Regions from separate parts of the Homo sapiens genome. Here region 1 is linked to region 2. Evidence: chromatin loops called from intact Hi-C (ENCODE). Cell type or tissue: CD4-positive, alpha-beta T cell. All regions are shown on one strand.

The links. Peaks named below come from ENCODE experiments on the same cell type or tissue, not always from the same donor. Only the 100,000 strongest peaks of a DNase experiment are listed, where the experiment ranks them.
Region 1: it touches region 2 in a loop (7-fold over the local background); 7 of 110 quality-filtered maps call a loop at or near these places.

What each region holds. Positions count from the first base shown.
Region 1 is chr1:184,740,139-184,748,138 of GRCh38, reverse strand. All of the region lies in intron 2 of EDEM3 (ER degradation enhancing alpha-mannosidase like protein 3), which reads left to right. Among named protein-coding and RNA genes, the nearest start is that of EDEM3, 11 kb to the left of the region's middle. In CD4-positive, alpha-beta T cell, no CTCF peak of the experiment used is centred here; DNase peaks (open chromatin) are centred at 2,088 and 4,878; H3K27ac peaks cover 2,714 bases.
Region 2 is chr1:185,562,604-185,570,603 of GRCh38, reverse strand. It overlaps LINC01350 (long intergenic non-protein coding RNA 1350), which reads left to right. Exons shown (of 4, transcript NR_110793.1): 3 at 7,276-7,436. All of the region lies in intron 1 of LOC107985239 (a long non-coding RNA gene), which reads right to left. Among named protein-coding and RNA genes, the nearest start is that of LINC01350, 62 kb to the left of the region's middle. RefSeq lists a silencer at 4,781-4,981. In CD4-positive, alpha-beta T cell, no CTCF peak of the experiment used is centred here; DNase peaks (open chromatin) are centred at 1,923, 2,943 and 3,403; H3K27ac peaks cover 3,986 bases.

The DNA.
Region 1 (8,000 bases), 820 kb after region 2:
ACCCACATGTCAACCCTTATTTCTTTCAAAATCATTTATCCCTGGTTAATTCAGTTTGGGCAAAGCATAATTTAACAAATCTAGGCTAATGATTTTGAGATGGCCAAGTGGTTCCATCCTATACCCTCAGACCTTAGCCATCTCATAAATGCGTACTGATGAATGCAGTTCCAAAGTTAAATAAAATAGCATATAGCTGGATAAGTTCAGTTTCTCACAATGAATAGGATCATCTCTTTATAAAGCATGGTATCTTTAATATCTTGTTCTTTTTAGGTAGAACAGTTATATCAATGGCAGAAAGTTATATCAATACATTTTTTCTAACTATAGAATACACTTAGTAGGTTTGTGACAGTGCAGGTACTGAGGGCAGCTTTCAGAGGACTTTCTGGCCTGTGCCTATTGGGACCTAACTGAGTAACTTTCTGCTACAATTAACTACTTAATAAGATTTAAGAGAGAAGGATTTCAGCTTCAAAGACTGGGAACTCTTGAAAGTAACATTGTCTTATATATTTCCAGTGGGACCATACGTGTCCACTGTAATATGTATTTTAAAATGTTCAACTATTTTACAATGTGAGTGACTCTTGCTGTGTACTTCTTCTATATTCAATCTGTGTGAGGTCTGTAACCCAAGATTTAGTCTAGAATTTACACTTCCTCTTTTCAAGTTCTCAACTAACATGACACAGTTCTAAAATATTAACGAGAATACAGTTGCCTTGTATTTGTTATTTGAAGTCAGTTGGAAATTTTTTTCCGGTCCCTACACTCAGAAACACTTTTAGCTTTCTGTAGGGTAAAAGTGTATAGGTTTTGGAGTTAGAAGGGCTTGAGTTCAAATCCTGTCTCAGCTATTTACAGGTTGGACCCTAAACAGGTTATTTAACCCATCTGAGCAGTGTCTTTCTATGTAAAATGAGAATAATTGCAAAGAGTTATTGTAGACTATAGATTTTTTTTTAAAGAACAGGAACCAATTTCTTTAATTTTTAATACATTCACCTTTTTTATATGTCTTGTGCCTGGTACATAAATGCTTAGCAAATTTTTTTGAAAGAACTGAATTGAATTCTTGTGAAGATGAAGTAAAATAATGTTTTTTTTTTTTTGCATTTGATCATTGTGATATATCTTTGTGTTTAAATGCAAAGAAATAATAAACTTAATTAAAAATACAAGTTTAAGGTGAATTTCAGGGCCTGTAAGTCATTTACTTTTTTGTAGTCAGTTGCCTACTATCCTAAAATATAAAATGCCTGGTACATGGCAGGCTTTTAATAAATGTTGAAAGTTTTTCCTCATTTCTCACTAGTTCTTTCTAATACTACTCTCCAGTCTGGTCTACAGTAGAACAATTCCTTTAACCTTCTTGCTTCCCAGGAAAGCAGTGGTGTTTTCCAAAGACAAGCAATATAGTATTATTAAGAGCAAGAACTCTGGACTTGGAGCAGGACACCCTGAGATGGCTCTGCCACCTCTCATCTGGGTTACAATGGGAAAGTTACCTAGTCTTCCTGAGCCTGTTTCTTCATCTCTGCAAAATGAAGACAATGGTTTGCCAGCCTCACAATGTTGTTAGAAGGATTAAGCAAGTTAATATAATGAAAGTGCTTAGAACTAATATCTGGCAAATAGGAAGCATGATGTAAGAATTTACTGCTGCTACTGATAACGACTACTACTATCATTATTATTTATTTCCTGCCTAAATTGAAATTGCCCTCCTAAAATCCACTTAGCCTGTAACTCAGAACTTGTTCTCCAGATAGTACATAGAACTTGCTTAAAGCGCATACATTCTTTCCTGTTCTTGGCATGTGCCCTTTGAACTTACTTTCTATTAATGTAATAGAAGGTTCTATTAATGCTATTTCTTAATAGAAATGTCCTGCCAGCTTTAGGTAGATTACTACAACTCTGCCATCTCTGGACTTAAATCTAGGGATTTTTGGGTTTTTAACACTTATTGGCATGACTATTAATAACGACTATGTTTGACAAATGTCTAGCCCCAGTCAGTCTGCAGTTTACCCACAGTGAATTGCACAGATGGCTTTCTCGTTTACCAAATGACATGAATTTGATGTTTATCTTAGCAGTTCTTGTGTGACCTTATTTAACCCCAGGCCACAGTCACTTTAGGGCTTCTGTTAGCATGTTTTGAGTATTTGTGTTCAGTTTAGTTTGCAGATTAATTTAGATGACAAAATGACATGTATTTGGGCCATCCAAATGTAGAACCTTTTTGGAGCTCCCAGTGTTTTTCCTGTCTGTGTTAGACAACTCAAACTGTTACAAGCAAAAACTATATTCTGGTAAGAGCCCTAAACATTAAAAATAAGCTTGGATAGAGTTGGTAAGCACAATTTCCTTTAGTAGAATCGTACCTAATAACCACTATTAAGCTTGATTTTGTGAAAGCAACAGTAGAATAGTCTTTATTAATCAAACCAAAGGAACTCTTTCAAAATGAACTTCCTGTGCATTTCTAGATTTATGTACATTTTTTTGGAGTGCCTCTCCCCTACCCCCCAATGTTTAAAAAAAATTTTTATTGTTGTAAAATATACATAATATGAAATTTACCATTTTAACCATTTAAGTTTACAGTTTTGTGGCATTAAGTACATTCATATTGTTGTGCATTCATCTCTAGAAATTTTTTCATCTTCCCAATCTGAAACTCTGTACTCGGTGTTTCTCTTTAATGGTTCATTCATCAGAAACAGTAATTCTGTAAACAAAGTATTTTAGGCATGGTACTAATGGGAGTAAGGGAGATATAAATTTATATTTACCTTTTTTTGTGTAGACTGTTGTGGGACTATCATCTATGAGTCATTGTTCCTTGGCCTTTGCTTTCAGAACATCCTAAAACCCTACCAAAATTACACAAGAAATTCTATAGTATCCTCTCAAAACATTTTGTAATCACACTCTGATACTCTACATAGAATTTTAATTCAGTAGAACCAGATCGTTCAGCTAATTCATCTTTTTTAGATATAATTTACAGACAATAAAATTTCAAATTGAGTGCACAATTCTTTTTTGACAATTGTATACAGTTGTTTAACCACCATCACAGTCATGATACAGAACATTTTCATCACCCCAAAAATTTAACTCATAGTTATTTGCAGTAAATTCCTTCTCCCCACCTCTGACGCCTAGCAACCTTGATTTGTGTTTTGTCACTACACCTTTCTCTTTCCTAGGATTTCATATATATGGCATCATACAGTACATAGTCTTTTGATTTACTTTCTTTCATTTAGCATGATGCTTTTGAGATTTATCCATGTTGTTGGAGATATATTGTAATTCCTATTTATTGCTCAGTAGTGTTAGTTGATTTGCTAGAACACAATATTGGAGATATATTGTAATTCTTATTTATTACTCAGTAGTATTAGTTGATTTGATTGAACATAATTTCTTTGTCCATTCACCATTTAATGAGTATTTGACTTATTTTTGGTCTTTGGCTATTATTGTATTAATAAAGCTGCTGTCAACCTGTGAGTGCAAGTTTTTATTTGGGCATACATTTTCATATATTTCCCACCTAGGAATAGGATTACTAGGTCATATGGCAAGTGTAAGTTTAACTTAATAAGAAATGCCAATCTTTTCTAAAATGGCTATAATATTTTGCATTTCCCACCAGCAGTGTATGAGTTTTAATTATTCTGTGTCCTTCCACTTGGTATTTCCAGTCTTACTAATTTCAGCCATTCTGTTGGGTGTATAGTGGTAGTTCATTGTGATTTTAATTTGATTTTTCCTGATGATTAATGACATTGAAAATTTTCCCATATGCTTATTTGCTATTCATATATATATATATATATATATATATATATATATATATATATATTTGTCATTTGTTCTGTTATTACTGAGTTATAAAAGTTAATATGTTCTGGATATTAGTCCCTTATCAAATATATGCTTTGGATATATTTTCTCCCAGTCTGTGCTTTACATTCTAATTTTCTTAACAGGAACTTTTGAAGCACAAATACTTTAAATTATGATCAATCCAGTTTATTATTTTTCTCTTATGATTCATGCCTTTTATAGCCTACCTAAAAAATATTTGCCTAGCCCAATGTCACAAATTTTTTCTTGTTTTTTTTTCCTAGATGTTCTATAATTTTAGCTTGTTCATTAGATCTATAACTGATTTTGAGTTAATTTTTGTATATGATGTGAGGTAAAGGTGGATTTATATATTTTTTTAATGTGGCTGTCTAGTTATTCCAGCACCATTTGTTGAAAATAATATCCTTTCCCTACTGAATTATTTTGAAATATGTGTAAAAAAATTGGTTTATCATGTATACATGGGTGTGTTTCTAGACTCTGTATTTTGTTTTGTTGATCTATCTACCCTTATACAAATATCACATTGTCCTGATTATTGTAGTTTAATAGTGGGTCCTGAACTCAGGCAGTTTAAGTCTTTCAGCTTTGTTGTTCTTTTTTAAAATTGCTGAAGTTACCAGATCTAGGAGCAAAGAGTCAGTTTTTGATGCTGCTTTGACTTGAGTGGTTTAGAGCAGAAGTCTGTTACCTCAAAGCCCTAGTAAATTTAGAGTCTGATATGGAGGGTCTATTATGATTTATTTTATTTTATTTTATTTTATTTTTGCTCTTTCAGCTAGGCACATGTTCTACTTAATTTATATAGGACTCTCATCATCTGAGTTTTATTTCTGAGTGATAATTATTAAATGTTTCTCATGGCTCTGAGTCATATCAATATGAATTACGTATCCCTCAACAATAAACTGTGAAGAGAGAGGAGGTATTACTGTGCCTCAAAAAGCCAGGATGTTTGAAGCTTGATAAGGCTGTTAATTTGCCACGTATGCATTGCTCTGAATTTGTGCAAACTGTCTGTAGTTTGCTTTGTGGTTAACCCAAAGAAAAAGGTGTGGTTGTATTTTTATTCTTAATCTTGAAACAAAGAGACAAAGTATTTTTACACCTGGTTTGAAACTCCCTTATTTGATTATTCTGGGTTGCAATTGCTATTAATATTTTTATTATCTAGATTAATTTCAGGATTTGAATGGCATATTTAATTTAGAGTTTGAATTTATATTAATTTCAGACAGAGGTATGTGTGTGTCTGTGTGTTAGAAAACCCTAAAAAACAGCAGTATGAAGTTTTCTATGCAGTGTTTAAAATAGTAAGGAACTGTTTACAACCTAATTAACATTTGAATGATGTTTTACAAAGATTCTTTCAAAATACATTAGGAATTTTAAAAAATTTTTGTATTTCTTCTAAGTGTTGTTTATATGTGTTAAATATAAAACTATAAAGCAATAAAAATGTACATTCTGGGAAATCAGTTCTGTTGGAATTGACACATAAAAGAGTAGTCAGGAATTTGACACATGAAAAGATACGTGTAAAAGTAATTAGGGGCTGGGCATGGTGGCTCACGCCTGTAATCCCAACACTTTGGGAGGCCGAGGCAGGTGGATCACCTGAGGTCAGGAGTTCAAAACCAGCCTGGCCAACTTGGTGAAACCCCGTCTCTTCAAAAAGACAAAATTAGCCAAGTATGGTGGCGCACACCTGTAATCCCAACTATTCTTGAGGCTGAGGCAGGAGAATTGTTGAACCTGGGAGGCAGAGGTTGCAGTGAGCTGAGATTGCACCACCACACTCCAGCCTGGGTGAAAGAGTGAGACTCCGTTTCAAAAAAAGTAATTAGGAATTTATGCTGAAATATTATATATAATATTAAAATTACATGGTATTGAACTCAGAATTTAGTAGCTGTATGTGGATTCTGATGCTATCAAAACATGTGTTGCCTAGAATCCTCTACCCAGGAATGGATCATTACAGAGCACGCAATTTTCTAAATGTCTGAAAGGTTGCCATCTTCAATGCAAAGTATTCTTTAACCTGCTTTGAAAGTTATTTCCCCCCCTTTCTGTGTGTATTTTTTCCTTCCCTTTCCTATGTGTTTAGTGTTCCTGGCCACTAGTCTGTATTTCTGCTGCTAATTTGCTATGAGTTTGGAATCTAAATAAGTTGACTGAGAGGCAGTAGGAGAGAGTTGGACATGGAATTGGGAGTTTTTTTGCTGAATTTCAAGAACTAAGAATCATATGGACATTCACATAATAAAAACAAGTCATATACAAGATACAAAAGACCACTCTAGTCTTAGAAACTTTGCCATAGCAACACCCAGCAAATGCAAGAAGAGTATAGAACTGTATCTTCAAACTTCTGAAGGAAAAAAAACTGTTCCAGCCATTTTATAACCATTCAAATTTTTCTTCCAATAAGGCAAAAGACAGCCTAACCCAGGAATATCAGAGAACTACAATACCCGTTATACTCTTATTTTAAAACAAATAAGCAATAAAATACCTGAGTATATCAGGCAATCAAGAGATGAACAAAGTAAAAACTAAGAAATTGGAGAAGCCTTAGAAAAATGCTGTGCATCAATTCCACTTGGGTTCTAACACTAGCAACTTGGGGAATTATGGTTCCAGACCAGAATGTAGATGTTATAAACCTTCAAAGTCTTTGTCAAAGCATCAAAACTTTTCTTTCTGATGGTTATAAATATAAGAAAAATGAAAAAAATAGCAAAACTATTATTTACTATATGGTAATTAAAAATATTAGAAACATTGAAATTTAAGGTCATTTCATTTTATTTTTTATTTTTTATTTTTATTTTTTTTTGAGACGGAGTCTCACTCTTGTTGCCCAGGCTGGAGTGCAATGGCGAGATCTCGGCGCAGTGCAGCCTCTGCCTCCCAGGTTCAAGCAATTCTCCTGCCTCAGCCTCCCGAGTAGCTGGGATTACAGATGCCTGCCACCACACCCAGCTAATTTTTTGTATTTTTAGTAGAGATGGGGTTTCACCATGTTGGCCAGGCTAGTCTCGAACTCCTGACTTCAGGTGACTCACCCACCTTGGCCTCCCAAAGTGCTGGGATTACAGGCATGAGCCACCACACCTGGCCTTATTATTATTATTTTTTAAACAAAAGACTCATTAAGAGTAGTTTAAACAGTGCTTTCTTTGCTGCCTTCTCATTGTATAACTTCAGTTACAGAGGAGGCATCTTTTCTATACTTGGTGAATTGGCATACTCCTTTCTAAATTTGGATCAGCTTCAAATATTTTGTCCTTTGCTCTTTCAGTGTCATGAAATATCTGAGGATTTCTTTAATGGGAAGTTTTTTTGTGGGCATAGCTTTTTCTGTGACATCTTCAACCTTTATGTCACAACCACTTTCTTAATGTGTGTCAATAACTTGGCCTTTATTAAGTTTCTGTGGCTGCTTATCTGTAGTCTCTTGAATGGAGAAAGTGTCGACATTCCCATGGTCAGCTAAAATTTGTTGATAACCTCATTTATGTTCAATTCAAATTTCACTTCGTGTTGTCACCTTTTATTTCTTTGCCAGACTCTCATGTTTGTTGGCTAATTCTCCTTTGTTCATTTTTGTAAACTATTACATAGGATTATCACGGGGCGACTAGGAGGCAACATACACTCACCTCTGTGTGAACTGAGTAAACAGAGTGATCATTCACTTGACAGACTTTGAAAGAAGTAATGTGATTGATCACTGATCATGATGAGCATGTTATTTACATAGTGATTTGTGGACTAAAGAGCTAGCATCAAAGTTTGTGTTTTACGTAATTACAGTTAATATATCATGATAACTGAAATTTGAACCATGTTGTTGGGTGTGTAACAAATTTGTAGTAATTGAAACTTGTGTATAGTGAGACCGTACAAAGTGAGACTCCCTCTAATAACATAACTGACAAAAATCCTATATTGAGGGGGAGAATTATGAGTATGTTAATCCTATTATTCTTGGTGCAGGGAGTTAGTATTACCTAAAGTTGAAACATGTACTTAACACGATTCTAACCTCAAAATATTTCTCATAATTATATTTTATTAATTTTAGAGGAATGTTT
Region 2 (8,000 bases):
AAAAGTCTTACATGCCATACTCAGCCAAGAATGTATTTTCCCCCTTCTTAAATCCAAGGTGGTCCATAAAACCACCCTCACTGAAGCTGCAGAGAACACTTTGACTGGAACATTTGGTGCAGGGAGGGAATAGGCATTCAATGAACTGGTTAACAGAAAATATAACATTGGAGGAGCCTCTCATCTCTAACATTTCATGCATTTGCCTGGATTCATAAAATTGGAAATAGGAAAATAAGTAACTAAGTAATCATATAATAGCTAACTATATTTGTGAAGCCAAGCAGAAAGTCTGAACTTTAAACAACTGGAGACTGAAAAATCAAAAGCTCTGAAACTACATATGCACTGCAAATTTAAGAAGAAACCAGTTTGACAGCAAACCAATATGAAACAGAGTTTGATGTGGAAAGAGATGAGGCCCGAGGAGAAAAATAAAACCATGAGAAACTCTAAACTAAGGAAAGATGGTCCCTAGCAAGGAAAGGCTGGTAGTAAGAACCAGAACTGTGGCTTTTCCTCGTGATCTTGCCTGGCTCACTCATTCACGTATGGACGTCCTCTCACATCTCCAGAAGGCAATCCCTTTAGCCCTATGATACCCAGCCCTCTCCTTGGCCTCTCAAAGAACACCTGGTGGATCTGGCTGCAGAACTCCTGCCAAATGGTAGAAATCTGATAGGCTGTAACTTCAATTAAGTCGATCAGGTATTTATTTATTTTCATAACATTGCCTGAGCCAAATCCATTTTCGTTTACATATTTTTCTTCCAACTAGACTATGAGCTTGAGGGGGAAATCACTTTGTCTTATTCATCCAGATATCCTCCACTGCACGTAGTAGATGCTCAAAAAATGTTTATTGAATGAATAGACCAGGCTGCCACTCAAACCAAATGATTTCAAAGTAAATTGTTGAAAGTCACATATTCAGTATGTATTTACTGAGTAACCAGCTATCGTGCTAGCTAACTAGGTATAAAAAATAAGACAACTCATGCCCTCAGGAAGCTCACATTTCAAGGAGACAGGAACTATGATGGAGTGGCAGTAGGATGGAAGGAAGAGGACAGGCTCAAGAGACAGTAAGGGGATCAAATCCATAGGACTTGGTGCCTATTTCACACTTAGGTAGTAAGGAGATTAGGAGAAGAGCTTGGATTAAAGGAAGAGACATGAGAATGTCCAGCCTAAGGGAACGTGCCATTGGAGATAGTTGATGCAGTGAAAATCCTAAAAGGCCCCCTCAAAAAATGGCTAGTTTTCTATGTCTTAAAGCAGCTGAGTCTATTTTTAGCAACTCTGAGGACTTGAATATCTACTATGATATACCTACTGCCCACTGGTCATAGTTGGTTCTATGAAAGTCACACGGAAAAAGTGAAATTCCTTTTCTATGTGGCAGTTCTTCAAATGCATGCTCCCCTTTTCATATAATATGATTTCCAGACTTTTCACCATTTTGGTCATTCTCATGCTTTTAGACTGACTAATTAGAAAATGGAAGCTTTAAGAGACAGAAAGTAAAAAATCTGAAAATTATGATTGCAAGGTCTGGGAGGTAATGGAAGGGGAAAAATTAAACACCTAGATGTGAAGCACTGGGTTAGGTCTTTTTTGTACAGACTAAAATGCCACAGGGATCTGAGGACATTCTGTGATGTCTTGTTCTCCTCCTCTGATTCATTTCCCACTTACTTTCTTACAGCATTCTCATAAAAGAGAATCAGTCATCCTGAGGTCAGTCGTCTTGCCCTTAAAATATATTAATTCTGTTTTGCTTTTGTTATTCTATATTAAAATACTGATGGAATAATGTGAAAGAGGCATTAGGATGAAATAAGCATTTCATGATCTTTAGAAATAAATGATACTTAAGTGTGAGGCAACAGGCAGTAGTGAGTTGGCTCTATCTTTGCACATCATAAGTTGCCCAAACGACATTTCCTTTGTGGTAAATTGTAAAGAAACAAATGTGAAAATTTTACTATGTCATATGCTGCAGTTATGTGTACATATTAAAGAAAAAGGAAGGGAGAAGTACAAAATCAATTTTTCTGCTTACATAAATAATTACCCTAATAGTTTATGAAATAAGAAAAAATTGCTCGAGCAAGAATGAAATCATTTCTTTTAGACATTAGAATCTATTCAGAAATTATGTCTTTTCATTGGACTTTCATCTGGCTTCCAACATGTCAAATCATGTATCTTTTAAACCACATGTTCTTTTTTTGTAGGTTGGATAGTTTCAGACTAGGCTCAATTTACCCCTTTTCTCTATAGAATCATGCACCTTACAGTTCCACTTTTGCCACATCTTTCATACTTTATGTTTCACATTTTATGAATGGGAAACCATATTTTAGAATAAAAATCTGTAATGTCAAACCAACATCATTTTTTCTTCTTTTTTCTTTTCTTTTCTTTCTTTCTTTTTTTTTTTTTTTTTTGAGGCAGAGTCTCACTCTGTTGCCCAGGCTGGAGTGCTGGAGTGCAATGGCACGGTCTCGGCTCACTGAAAACTCCGCCTCCTAGGTTCAAGTGATTCTCCTGCCTCAGCCTCCTGAGTAGCTAGGATTATAGGCATGCACCATCATGCCCAGCTATTTTTTTTTTTAATAGAGACAGGGTTTCACATGTTGTCCAGGCTGGTCTTGAGATCCTGACCTCAAGTGATCTGCTGCCTCAGCCTCCCCAAGTGATGGGATTACAGGCATAAGTCACCATACCCAGCCATCTTTTCCTCCTTGGGGTTTTGCTCTATATGTATAGACCTTGAGAAAGAGCTTTCAAAATAGACTTTATCCATAATCAACATCTTAGGATCTTTTTTCCTCCATAAAGATCTTCAGCATCACTATGCACTACAGTTCATTTCTCTTTTAAAGCAAAACGTAGCATAAACTAGACAAAACCCCCAAATAAGCTCTCCATTTCCTGCAGCTTGTGTAGCTCTAGCAATCTAGTCTATTGCTGGGCAATATATTCAAGCCTCTCACTGATTATGTTATCAAAGCTGTTTAAATTCCATTCCACGAGTTTGTGTATGGCAAAGATGAAGCTGTTTGTTTAATTAAACAATTTCTCTAAAAATGCACACAGTATATTTTGAGAACATAGTGAGACTTTGACCTTGCCTCAACAAGGGCATTTTGCTGCCACCCCCATTCTGCCACACTTTTCAACATGTTATCCCTCTTGAGTTTAATTTCTATGTTGTAAAACATCTCATCAATTGATATCTAGCATTTTGCATCTAATGCATTCTCATAACTTCTAGTTGGCTGTGGCTTATTTCATTGTATGCTTTCTTCTTCATACTTCTGGACAAGCTTTGTTTTTATGGCCTTTAAAAAAACATGGCTGTTATCAAACACTATATACGGAAATGGTTTCCTTGACAACCATAACCACAAGCGAGTCGTCTGCACCTCTTTCTCATTGCATGGTTTGTTTGGTTGCTAAAACACTTCAAAATATTTTTATTCAGAGTCAGGTATTAAGTACCTGAATTTACAGAGTAAGCTGAAATCCAAGCAGGTGATGAACTATCAGAACGGTTGTAAAGTGGCAAACTCTAATCATTTTCAAGTATTAGAGTTCAGCCTCATGACACAGTCTCTAAAAGGACAAATGCTGAAAGCTTGATATTTAAGATCCAAAATGAATGACTACCTCAAGGACACAAATTAAAAAAAAAGACTGGCTAGAAATGCCAAAGAAGTGAAAAATATTGCTTAAATGGAAGGTGACATTGCAGTTTTATTCATTCATATAAAAATTCCAAATGTTAATTCTTTAATGGGAAAGAGGTCAGCTTCAAGGTTATCAACAGAACAGCAGATATTTTGTCAAAAGTGCTCCTAAGACTATGTCTCTTGACAAAATTAAGCACAATATATATGGAGCTTCCATTTAAAATAGTTTTTGAAAATTTTCTTTGGTTAAATGTCTCATAGCTCATAAGATTCAGAAAATCTCTATTTCTGGGAACTTCTCAGGGTAAAAATATTTTCCCAAATATCAATTTTTTACAAGGAAATATACAGCTTGCATGGATTACAAAAAAAATTAGAAAGATCAACATGAGATTCTGTACAATGTGATAAGCATCCCAAGAAAAAATCACTAACAATGTCATCTCACTCCATACTGGTCTAGTCTCCTAATATCTGTCAAAGACAGGATATAATAAAAAACATGGTTTACTGTCCCCCCCACCGCATCATGTCCAAAACCATGGTTAAGTTGGAGATGTCTTCAGATTGGTTGGAATCAGAGTAATTTGACTGAAATAAATCACATAAATAATCCTATTTGTGTTCATGCATGTTTATAAAAAACAATTGTGCAAAAATATGAACCTGAAAATTTAATCAAGAGAGGTAGTGGCAATTCTTATGAGAAATTGGAGCTCTGGGTCACCAGGTAGGTTGAGCAGCAGGTGAAAAAAAATTATACAGAGCGTTTTTACTTATAGAATTTTACTTAACAGCTCTGAAAGAGCCTGTGAGGTTAGGTATGAATTATGGCAGGGGAAAGGCAGGCATAAGAAGGAAGGAAGGAAAGAAGAGAGGGGAGGAGGGAGGGTGGGCCAAAAGAAAGAAAACAAAGAGAGAGATAAAGGGAAAACATAGGCCAAGCTGCTCAGAGCATGGGGGGTGGAGGAGGGGGGTGAGGGAGGTGGGACAGTCATAGAGCAACCAAAGTAGAACCAAGGAGTGAGTTAAACGGAGGTTCCAGGTACCATTCTGAGGTGATTTTGAGAACAGTGTTAAAATGAAGCCAAAGAGATGTATCTGAGGCCCGGTCAAAAAAGAACCTCAGCTCCCCATGGACCAAGAGAACTCAAAAAGAGTTTAACTTTTGTCGCATACTTCAATTCTTACCATAATGTTCTACAGGTATAGAATGCTGGGGCCCTTCCATTACTCCATGCACTGGGGAAGAACTAGAATTGTGAGAAGAGCTTTCACGCTCCCATAACCATTCCTTGGCCCACCTCCAAGAAAAGGCAGGCTGGCCTCTGTTTAGGTGTTGTCTGTGCTTGCATTCCCAACGTTGACATGAGGAATTATCAATGGGTTCCGGACATAATCAGCCACACGGCAGAGTGAATTCCAGGAGGTATGTGTCAGGCAGGATCCCATCAAACTCATTGCTTTCAATACTTCAAAAGCTTGTTTTAGAAACACCATTACGGAGAATTGCCTGAAGGATTGAAAATCCAGACATTCCACTGCATACTCTAAAATCTGTCTTTGGGTGGTTCCAGGCCAGCAGAGATTTTCATACCTAGACTGTCTCATTTAGTTCTTGCCATCTTTTGATGACTTTTAAAAATGTGTATATTCATACCTTACTTTGTTCTGTAAAGAATTTAAGATAGGAATTTTTATTGAATTGAGCTGTGAATTTATGCCATCAGCCTTTATCTGAGGAACATTATAGGAAGCACTTCTATGAAATGCCTGTCAAGATACTATTGAGAATGTGGCTCATTACATTTCGAAGTATCCTCCTTAGGAAAACCCACTGGAAAAACTTCCCTCTTGCCTTCATACAAAGAAGCATTGAGCTTGTCTTCTGGCACTGGCTTGTTGTATCTTATGGACACTGATTCACTTATTGGACCATGTTTTTCTCTAGGCACAAAGCCAACTGGGGGCCCTTGCCCATCCACCATACAGAACCTCTCAGCATGCATTTTGTGGATTCACTTCTAGATTTACCATTCTTTCCCTACCCCTATTTTCTCTGTATTCATAAATCTCCACTTTATACATTTTTAAATTTGTTAACGTATATAGTACACTAAGTAAATATACCACGGTGCAGAGTAGCACCTCTCCTGCCAGAGGATGGAGAGAGGCAATATACCCCGTAGGGGCTGGACACATATTCTACCCATTTAGATCCAGAAGGAAACTTGAGCCTCTCTTCTCATAGAGAAAGAGTAGGGTAAAATCACAGACCACCACTATCCATCAGACCACTCTCATCCATGGGAGGGTAACTTTTAGGGAAAGCATTTTGGAGTGTCATGTAATACCACCCAATTTTCCTATATACTCATAAGATTAAATACTCAGTACTTTTCAAAAATGAAAATAAGAAACAAAAGTTCATTGTTAAACCCCAATGTTTACTTTATCCCTTGCATACGATGAAAATAATCTACTTCCCTGAAGGAAAGTGCTGACTTTCTCTATTGGCTCTGTAAGTCCTGGAGCAGGTGGTCCCTGCAGCAGAGGGAACGGAATGAGAAGACCCTTACAGTAGCCAACTGACTATTCTAGAACTCCTGGGAGAACCATACCTCATTATTCACCTAGAATGGGCCCAGCTTGTTCTAATTTCATTTGGCTCCTTGCAGAAACACTCTTCATTGTCTAAAACTTTGGGTGGCTGTGAACTTCAGCTTTGCCCCTTAACTCTCCTCTGACCCTTTTCTTGACCCACTATTTTGCTCACTATATTTTTGCAATATACACTTGGCTTGGGCCACCAAAAAAACTCACCCCTGCCTGGTCCATGGCTACTCCCTTGAGCTCAGCTGAACAGCTCACCCTGGCTTTAAAACTGGAAGTCCCACATCCCTGGAAACTTCTCAGTCCTAGGCAAAGGAGGGATGGTTGGTCACCCTACTCCCAGCCCACACTGATCATGCAGTAAATCAATGGCAGAACCAGAACCTTATTTATTTTATTCCTTTATATATTATTATAAAGCTCATATAATAATAACATATGAAGGACTATAACAATTATATGTTATATAACATATATTATTAATTATATATAACATATTATTAATTATATATTTTGATATGCATATAATAAAATATACAGGAATATAATAGATAAGTATATTATATATAAAGGAATAAAAATATGTTTACAGAAATATACATAAACAAAATTTACATATGCATATATATTTTACAGTACATAACTTCTTAAAAGACAACACTGTAAGCAAATTTCACAGAATTAAGTTATTTAACTGTGTAAGAACAACATGGCAATATCCATAGCAAAATTTTAATCTCATTCTTTTCCCCCATGATCCTTCATGCTTCAGAAATGCCTCTGCTGCCTTTTACCACTGTGTGTTCAAGTAATAGGAATAAATGTCTAAAATTAGTCCAAAGAAAATGAATTAAGGAAACATATCTGTTATCTAAAAAATAAACTATGAATTCTAACACCCCCCAAATGATTTTAGGATTATCCAATTTTATAAAATCTCTCTCTCTCCTCCTTCCTTTAGTGTAAATAACAAGAGCTGCCTATAAATCTACCTCAGAAGACAAAGGGAAAAGCAAAACTCTGCCCAGGAAGACCTTACTTTACAAACCAGGTGACCAAATTTCTAAAACATCATTCCCGTAATCCCTGATCAACAGAAAGGAAGCTCTGGAAGCATGAATGGTCAGTACACACATCGTCCACAGGACTCACACACCACAAACTAGTCATTGATCCTTTTGACCCAATTTCAGAAAATATGTTTACATAGAGACACATATTTTTGCTATTTACTTTTTGAGCAACCAACAGGAAAACCTATCCACATATGTCCATTATGATCCTCTCTAATGAAGACTATCTCTTTATGTTGTTTAAACAAAAAGAAATTAATGCATGAGAATGTCAAAGTTCTGAGCTTTAAGTTTCTGTACTCAATATATTGAATAAAAGATATATGTAGTATACATTGGAATAGAAAGAGATTAACTCAGTGCGTCATCGAGCACCTAGTTCTGGGGGTGGTATAATCATTCTGTCATGTATGATGGATGCCTGGATAGATCTCAGGATTTTGAAAGTCTCAAGTTAAGCTTCTAGTTTATTCCTCTAAATCTCTAGGGCTTTAAATAAAAACAATCTCGTAAATATCTTCACTACAAGATTCAAGTGTGAAACGCTTCAGTAGGCCTCTGAATTAAATATGTTTGGTAATTGATTATGTGTCCACATTATCTGAATGTAGGA